Regions from separate parts of the Homo sapiens genome. Here all the other regions are linked to region 1. The links are chromatin loops, found by intact Hi-C in ENCODE. Cell type or tissue: OCI-LY7. All regions are shown on one strand. Region 1 overlaps FOXK2 (forkhead box K2). Region 2 holds the start of TRX-CAT1-8 (tRNA-iMet (anticodon CAT) 1-8). Region 3 overlaps NARF (nuclear prelamin A recognition factor).

What was found. A loop is a pair of places that touch in the nucleus more often than their neighbours do. Peaks named below come from ENCODE experiments on the same cell type or tissue, not always from the same donor. Only the 100,000 strongest peaks of a DNase experiment are listed, where the experiment ranks them.
Region 2: a loop joins it to region 1, with 4 times the contacts of the local background. A loop is called at or near these places in 68 of 110 quality-filtered maps.
Region 3: a loop joins it to region 1, with 5 times the contacts of the local background. A loop is called at or near these places in 67 of 110 quality-filtered maps.

What each region holds. Positions count from the first base shown.
Region 1 is chr17:82,551,018-82,553,517 of GRCh38, reverse strand. All of the region lies in intron 1 of FOXK2 (forkhead box K2), which reads right to left. Among named protein-coding and RNA genes, the nearest start is that of FOXK2, 33 kb to the right of the region's middle. RefSeq lists silencers at 2-173, 1,351-1,645 and an enhancer at 640-1,264. In OCI-LY7, a CTCF peak has its summit at 1,493 (motif pointing right); DNase peaks (open chromatin) are centred at 117 and 1,517; H3K4me3 peaks cover 608 bases; H3K27ac peaks cover 1,378 bases.
Region 2 is chr17:82,493,366-82,495,865 of GRCh38, reverse strand. TRX-CAT1-8 (tRNA-iMet (anticodon CAT) 1-8) reads left to right here and starts at 1,074; the gene lies at 1,074-1,145. RefSeq lists silencers at 931-1,190, 966-1,303. In OCI-LY7, a CTCF peak has its summit at 966 (motif pointing right); DNase peaks (open chromatin) are centred at 1,075, 1,555 and 2,025; H3K4me3 peaks cover 978 bases; H3K27ac peaks cover 1,905 bases.
Region 3 is chr17:82,479,484-82,481,983 of GRCh38, reverse strand. It overlaps NARF (nuclear prelamin A recognition factor), which reads right to left. Exons shown (of 11, transcript NM_012336.4): 7 at 773-902. Among named protein-coding and RNA genes, the nearest start is that of TRX-CAT1-8, 14 kb to the left of the region's middle. In OCI-LY7, a CTCF peak has its summit at 1,000 (motif pointing left); a DNase peak (open chromatin) is centred at 983.

The DNA.
Region 1 (2,500 bases):
TGCCATTCAAGCAGGTCATGTGTCCTTGACATGCAGAGGAGACAAGGCCAGGGCCAACACAGCTCAGGAGCAGCAGGTCTGGTCCCAGGCAGTCCCACTCTGAGAGGCAAGCACAGAAGAGCTGCCTTTGGCCTTGGCACCTGCCTGGGCTGTGGCCTCCAGGATGGCCCTGCTTCCCCCAGACTCCTGACGTCCTTTTCTGCCGTGACACAGATAACTCAGGCGACTCAGAAAAAATGCTCCATGGGTGAGCTCCTTTCTGCCTGTTTAAAAAACAAGTCTGGCTGGGCACGGTGGCTCACGCCTGTAATCCCAGCACTTTGGGAGGCCTTGGCAGGCAGATCACCTGAGCTCAGGAGTTCGAGATCAGCCTGGCCAACATAGTGAAACCCCATCTCTACTAAAAATACAAAAATCAGCCAGGTGTGGTGGCGCGTGACTGTAATCCCAGCTACTCCGGAGGCTGAGGCAGGAGAATCGCTTGAACTCAGGAGGCAGAGGTTGCAATGAGCCGAGATCATGTCACTGCACTGCAGCCTCGGCAACAGAGCAAGACTGTCTCCAAAAATAAAAAAGAAAGAAAATCTAACAAACTCTTTCCAGTCTGTGATTTTACGTAACGGGGTGACCTACAGAGCACCTCTCCGGTTTGGAGCCTTGCAGAGCACGCGGAGACGCTTGAGCAGAGTGGCTGCAGAGGTCACTCTGCACTCCAGAGCCCTGTTTGGGATGCTGCTCTTCAACCACCTCAGCCAAGTGCTCACAGCCAGCATCATTGTCCACGGCACAAAACGACACCAGGGTAACACGGCCATGGTGCCCTGAGAGGACACAACTTCACCTCTAGAGTTCCTGCCAAAGGTAACTAACCTAGATCTAATCAAGAGGAAACATCCAACAAATCCTAACTGAGGGACGTTCGACGAAATCACTAATGCTGTGCTCTTCAAAAATATCAATGTCACAGAAGACAAAGGCTGAGGATGGCCACACATAGAAGAGGATTAAAGCGACAGGAGGGTTCAGTGTGACACAGGGCCTATCAGTGAAGGGCAGGAGCGACGGTGGGTGAAGCCTGGAGAAGGTCGGCCATTAGGACACAGTTGCCATAGCAGTTCTCACCAGGGCAGGCACAGAAGAGGATGCCTGCAGGGAAAGCGTCACCTTTGCAACTGCCCCTCGAATGTTTAAGGAGAGGGAGAGAGACTGAACATGCGGGTTTGGTGAAACACTAACGGAGTGGGAATCTGGGAAAACGGAAGTTCTCTGTACTATTTTTGCAATTTTGCTTTAATTCTGAAGTAATTTCAAAAGAAAAAGAAAAACATTTGTAAGCCTTCAACATGTCCAATGCAAACCTCAACACTAGTCTAGGCCTGTGGCCAGGCTGGGAGCGTGTGCCTTGGTCCACCGCGAGGGGAGTGCGGACATGGAGAGTGTTTGGAAGCCACTTCATTTTTTGAATAATTTTATGGTGCCTCACACCCTGAGGACTCCACAAGGGGGAGCCCAGGGCCCAAGGCTGCCACCACCCAGAGTGCAGCAGGTGCTTCCCCACAGTCCAAGGACCTGCCCCAGAAAGGGGTGTGCAGGAGGTGGAGCACCGTGCCAGGCCCAGGAATGGGCTCCCCTGCCCCTCCTTGGAGGAGGTCTGAGTGGCAAGTGTCATCTTAAAGCACATAAATTACAAATAAACAGCTTGACAGAGCTGAAGACCGTTTAAGACAATGAGAAATACATTAGAAACCCTAAATAGCCCACACTTTGTCATCAGCAATAAACCTCAAGCAGCAACTATCACCTCAGCCTCAAATTTTTATGTTTTTTATTTTTATTTTTTAGATAGACTCGCTCTGTTGCCCAGGCTGGAATGCAGTGGCGTGATCTCAGCTCATTGCAACCTCCATCTCTCAAGTTCAAGTGAGTCTCCTGCCTCAGTTTCCCAAGTAGCTAAGACTACAAGCACATGTCCCCACACCTGGCTAATTTTTTGTAATTTTTTTTAGTACAGACAGGGTTTCACCATGATGGCCAGGCTGGTCTCAAACTCCTGACCTCAGGTGATCCACCCGCCTTGACCTCCCAAAGTGCTGGGATTGCAGGCATGAGCCACCGTGCCTGGCCAGCTTTAACTTCTTATCCTTCAAAACTCATGACATGCCATCATGTTTATTTTTATTTTTTTTTTAATTTTTTTTTTTGAGATGGAGTCTCGCTCTATCGCCCAGGCTGGAGTGCAGAGGTGCAATCTAAGCTCACTGCAAACTCCGCCTCCCAGGTTCACGCCATTCTCCTGCCTCAGCCTCCCGAGTAGCTAGGACTACAGGTGCCCGCCACCACGCCCGGCTAATTTTTTGGATTTTTAGTAGAGACGGGGTTTCACCGTGTTAGCCAGGATGGTCTCAGTCTCCTGAGCTTGTGATCCGCCCGCCTCGGCCTCCCAAAGTGCTGGGATGACAGGCGTGAGCCACCACTTCCGGCCTTTCAGCACAAATCTTCT
Region 2 (2,500 bases), 58 kb after region 1:
GGGTATTCCCCAGCTCTTTCTCTGCCTGGCCTAGGGTCGATGGCTCCTCTCAGGGGAGCCATGCCTCCTGTTTGGTGGCCCATCCCATTAGCTCCAGCTCTCACAGGGTCCAGGCTCCTGGGAAGGATGCACCCTGCCCTGAGGGCTCAGGCCTCGGTGCTGACCGTGGCTTGTGTCGAGATGCTCCTCACAGACAGTTCATTAGACTAGCTGCAGCTATCTCCTTTGAGTGTCCCGGCTCATACTTTCAGTTGGATCCCAGGAGTTTCAGTCTTTTTTTTGTTTTGTTTTTTGAGACTGGGGTCTGGCTCTGTCACCCAGGCTGGAGCGCAGTGGCATGATCTTTGCTCTCTGCTTCCTGGGCTCAAGCGATCCTCCCACCTCAGCCTCCTGAGTAGCTGGGACTACAGGCGTTGGCTGCCAACCCCTGGCTATTTTTTTTTTTATTTTTATTTTTTGTAGAGGCCGGGGGGGGGGGGTCTCCCTGTGTTGCCCAGGCTGGTCTCAAACTCCTGAGCCTCAGCCTCCCAGAGTGCTGGGATTACAGCGTAAGCCACCATGCCCAGCCAACTTTTTTTTTTTTTTTTTGAGACAGAGTTTCACTCTTGTTGCCCAGGCTGGAGTGCAGTGGTGCGATCTCGGCTCACCGCAACCTCCACTTCCTGGGTTCAAGCAATTCTGCCTCAGCCTCCCGAGTAGCTGGGATTACAGGCATGCGCCACCACGCCCGGCTAATTTTGTATTTTTAGTAGAGACAGGGTTTCTCCATGTTGGTCAGGCTGGTCTCGAACTCCCGACCTCATGTGATCTGCCTGCCTTGGCCTCCCGAAGTGCTGTGATTACAGGCGTGAGCCACTGTGCCCGGCCTCCAGCCAATGTTTTAACAGCAGAAAAGGACATGAATTCAGAGAGTTTTATCTACAAGAAGTTGAGAGAGGAGGAGTAGGCTTATAATTGAGCATGTGCCTTGCCCAGCCAGTCCTCTGTTGGCCCCTCTTGGCCAGTAGGGGTCGCCGCCTGCAGGGAGATGACTCCTGTGGTCATGATCTGACTCAGGCTCCCCCCTTATAGCCAGCAGAGTGGCGCAGCGGAAGCGTGCTGGGCCCATAACCCAGAGGTCGATGGATCGAAACCATCCTCTGCTATAGACTCCCTTTTCTTTCCTGACTGGGCAGCCTGTGGCCCATAATTCTTCTCCAGGCCCCAATAACGTCCCTGTTTGTGTCAAGGCACGGAGGACAGGCAACAGCAGCAATCTGAGTTCAAATCTTGATGTGAGCATACCTTGCCTCATAGCTTTGTCCCAGAAATTGTGGCAGTTGTGGGCTCATTGCCCTCTGCATTCCCTGGCTTGGGCAAAATGCCTCCCTGGGAGCAAGGGAGGGGTTTTGCACTCCTCAGTCCTCTTCTCTGTGTGTCCACCTGGCCCGGGACCCCCCATCAGTACCTGCTCCTGGCTTAGAGAACAGGGTCTGGCACAGGACATGCATCCTTTGTCTGCAGCATTTTCGAGGCTTTGAAACCTCCCTGGCCACACTTAGGTCTGCTCCTCCACGTGGCCGAAGGTGCCTGCAGAGGCTGGCATTCTTCTCCCTGTCTGGCTGCCAGGGAGCCTCCTGCCATCAACCGACTCACTAGAGACCCCTCCAGGTAAGGAACCCAGCAAGTGTTTTCCTGACAAAAGGGTCTGGCTGGATCCCCATCCTCTCTTCCCTTCCTCTCCTGAGGGAGTGGGCTTAGGGGTTCCTGCCTTTTCTTTCCCTCTTAACGTTTCTCTCTCTCTCTCTCTCTCTCTCTCTCTCTCTCTAGTTTTCGCTAGAAGATCAAGGCCAGGTGCAGTGGCTCACACCTGTAACCCCAGCACTTTGGGAGGCTGAGGCAGGTGGATCGCTTGAGGTCGGGAGTTGGAGACCAGCCTGGGCAACATGGTGAAACCCCGTCTCTACAAAAATATACAAAAATATTAGCTGGGTGTGGTGGCTGGCGCCTGTAGTCCCAGCTACTCGGAGTGTGAGAGATCTCTTGGGCCTGGTAGGTCGAAGCTGCAGTGAGCTGAGATTGCACCACTGCACTCCAGCCTGGGTGACAGAACGAGAACCTGTCTCAAAAAAAAAAAAAAAAAAAAAAGGGCTGGAGTGTCACGGCCCTCTGGGTTGGCATTCTCGCTCCACTGACATCATCAGAAGCTGGAGGTGAGAACCTCCCTCCAACAGGAGAGAAATGCAGCCGCAGTACTCACTCCCTGTACATCCCAGCACCAGGTCCTGGCATCCCACGTGGACACACAGTGCCCATGATGATGCACTGACATCCCAAAATGCCAGTGCTGCCGCCTGGCTGTGTCCAGACTGGCTCAGGGACAGAATCTTCAGGTGCCACAGCCCAGGACACCGGGCCTGGAGTGGGGAAGGAGTGCCAGCTGCTACATGGTCTTTCCTTTACAGGGCAAAAACGAGTGGGGAAATAGCAGGACACACGCCCTGATGGTGGCTAAAGCCGA
Region 3 (2,500 bases), 72 kb after region 1:
AAGGAGTGGCCAATACCGTGGTAAAGGCAATATCACTGGAGCAAACGTGCCTTTTTCATTTTATTCTGAATGAAAAAAACTTCACTTGTGTTTTAAGTGCAGACTTGGTTTGTGATTAGGAGACCCGCTATGGCTATAGACAACTTTCCCACCAAGAGATAAGTACCTTACATGGACTGTAATGTAAAGTTAGGGCCACCACACTGCCCAAGTGGTTCTCCCAGGACCTGATTTATCTTTTTTTTTTTTTTTTGAGACAAAGTTTTACTCTTGTTGCCCAGGCTGGAGGGTAATGGCGCGATCTCGGCTTACTGCAACCTCTGCCTCCCGGGTTCAAGCGATTCTCCTGCCTCAGCCTCCCGAGCAGCTGGGATTACAGGCATGTGCCACCATGCCCGGCTAGTTTTTTGTAGTTTTAGTAGAGACGGGGTTTCTCCATGTTGGTCAGGCTGGTCTCGAACTCCTGACCTCAGGTGATCCACCTGCCTTGGCCTCCCAGTGCTTAGATTACAGGCGTGAGCCACTGTGCCCAGCTGAGACCTGATTTATCTTGAGGAAGATGCACAGAGGAGACAGGAGGCTAGATCGAACATGACCCTTCTCTTCACCTGCAGTTAAGCCCCTAGGACCCTCAGCTGTCAGTAACTTCAGACAAGCGACCACATTGGCAGGCACTGAGATGGCTCTGGGACACAGATCTGCCTGGCTCTGGTGTGTACTGGCCAGTAGGAGATTACCCCAGCGCCCAGGTGCACCCCCGCCCACCTCTCACCTGATGTTAACACGCAGTCAGCGCCCCGGGAGCCATGCAAAGCAGGGGGAAGGCTTTCCTGAAGAGCCTCCAGCTTCTTGTCATAACAAGGGGCCACAATGACGTGGAAAATCTTCTCTGGAGACAGGTTCTGTGGGAGAGGGGCACCCATATTTAGGGCTGGTGAAGAGGTGACGGCAGCTTACGCTTGGTGCCCAGAACAAGAGGGATGGGAGACCGAATGCCCCCTGCTGCTGCCCTCCAGACACTGCATGCTGCACTCTTTTTTTTTTTTTTTTTTTGAAATGGAGTCTTGCTCTGTCACCAGGTTGGAGTGCAGTGGCGTGATCTCAGCTCACTGCAAACTCTGCCTCCCGGGTTCAAGCGATTCTCCTGCCTCAGCCTCCCGAGTAGCTGGGACTACAGGCGCATGCCGCCACGCCTGGCTAATTTTTTGTACTTTAGTAGAGATGGGGTTTCACCGTGTTGCCCAGGCTGGTCTCAAACTCCTGAGCTCAGGCAATCTGCCCGCCTCGGCCTCCAAAGTACTAGAATTACAGGCGTGAGCCATCGAGCCTGGCTGCATGCAGCACTTTCTTGGGGCTGGGACTGTTGTGGGTCTGAGGCCGGGCCCCACAGATGAAAGTGCTGTAGCCACATCTGGCTCCCATCCCCTCTTCAACTCTACCGAGCACCAGCACTCCATCCATGTCTGTCTGCTGCCTCCCTCAGGACTGGGTGTGGTCCTCCCAAACATCTGCAAAGCCCCCCAGCCAGTGGAGCCTCCTGGAAGAACCGGGAAGGCTGAGCCCATTTCCTCCTGAACCTGTGCACATGGGGACAAAACAAGTAAGAGGAAGTCCAGCCGGCGTGGAGCTGTTGCTGGTCCAGCATGGAGCCATTGCAGGAGGCCTGAGTGAGTGTGTGTGTGTGTGTGTGTGTGCGCGCGCTGGCTACTTCACCCACAGACTTTCCTGAATCTTCCCAAGCGATGCCCACCCAAGCTACCCCTCTCCTGGGTCCACACAGAGCAGGTGCCTGTGGCTGGGCCTGAACTGGTGGCAAAGCCAGGAGCCAGCAGTTGCCAAGTGACCCTGTGGTGAGGTCTGGGTGGAAAGGACCCACTCAGGGCAGGGGCGGAGCAAAAGAGGAAACCCGCCCCTGGTTGCAGCTGTGCCAGGTGGTCAGGTGAGAGGCTGCTGGAGGCCGGGTCTCTGCGGCTGCCCCTCATGGCACCTACAGGAGGACACATAGCTCTGGGCTCCATCCAGGGGAGAGGGCAGCACGTGGAAGACCTAGAAACACATGGCTCTCTTCAGGTGGGGGCAGGGCAAGGGACAGAAAGTCCCATAGCTCATTTTTCGGTCCTGCCTAAACTGAACGTGTATACTCTGACATCATGTTTATAATTTGCCAAATTATGACTTTATGGGTAGAAAGAAACTAGATAGAAGGAAAACACTGCCTATTGCTAAAATAACAAGGCTGCCAAATGTGCGTGCCTTTTTAGGCTGACTTCAAATGTCTGAAAGATCCTGATGTTACCCTCTACTCCAGTTACCACAGTGCCTGGACATGGCTGCTTCCCCGGAGGGAGGTGTAAAGTCTGATTGAGAAGAGCAGTGTGGGGCATGCCAGCGGCTGGAGAATAAACCATGGGATTAGGGTCCCTTTGAGGGTGGCCTTGGAGACATCAGGGAGTTCTGGGAGGACCTGGGGGCCGCAGAGGGTTGTGGGAAGGGAGAACAC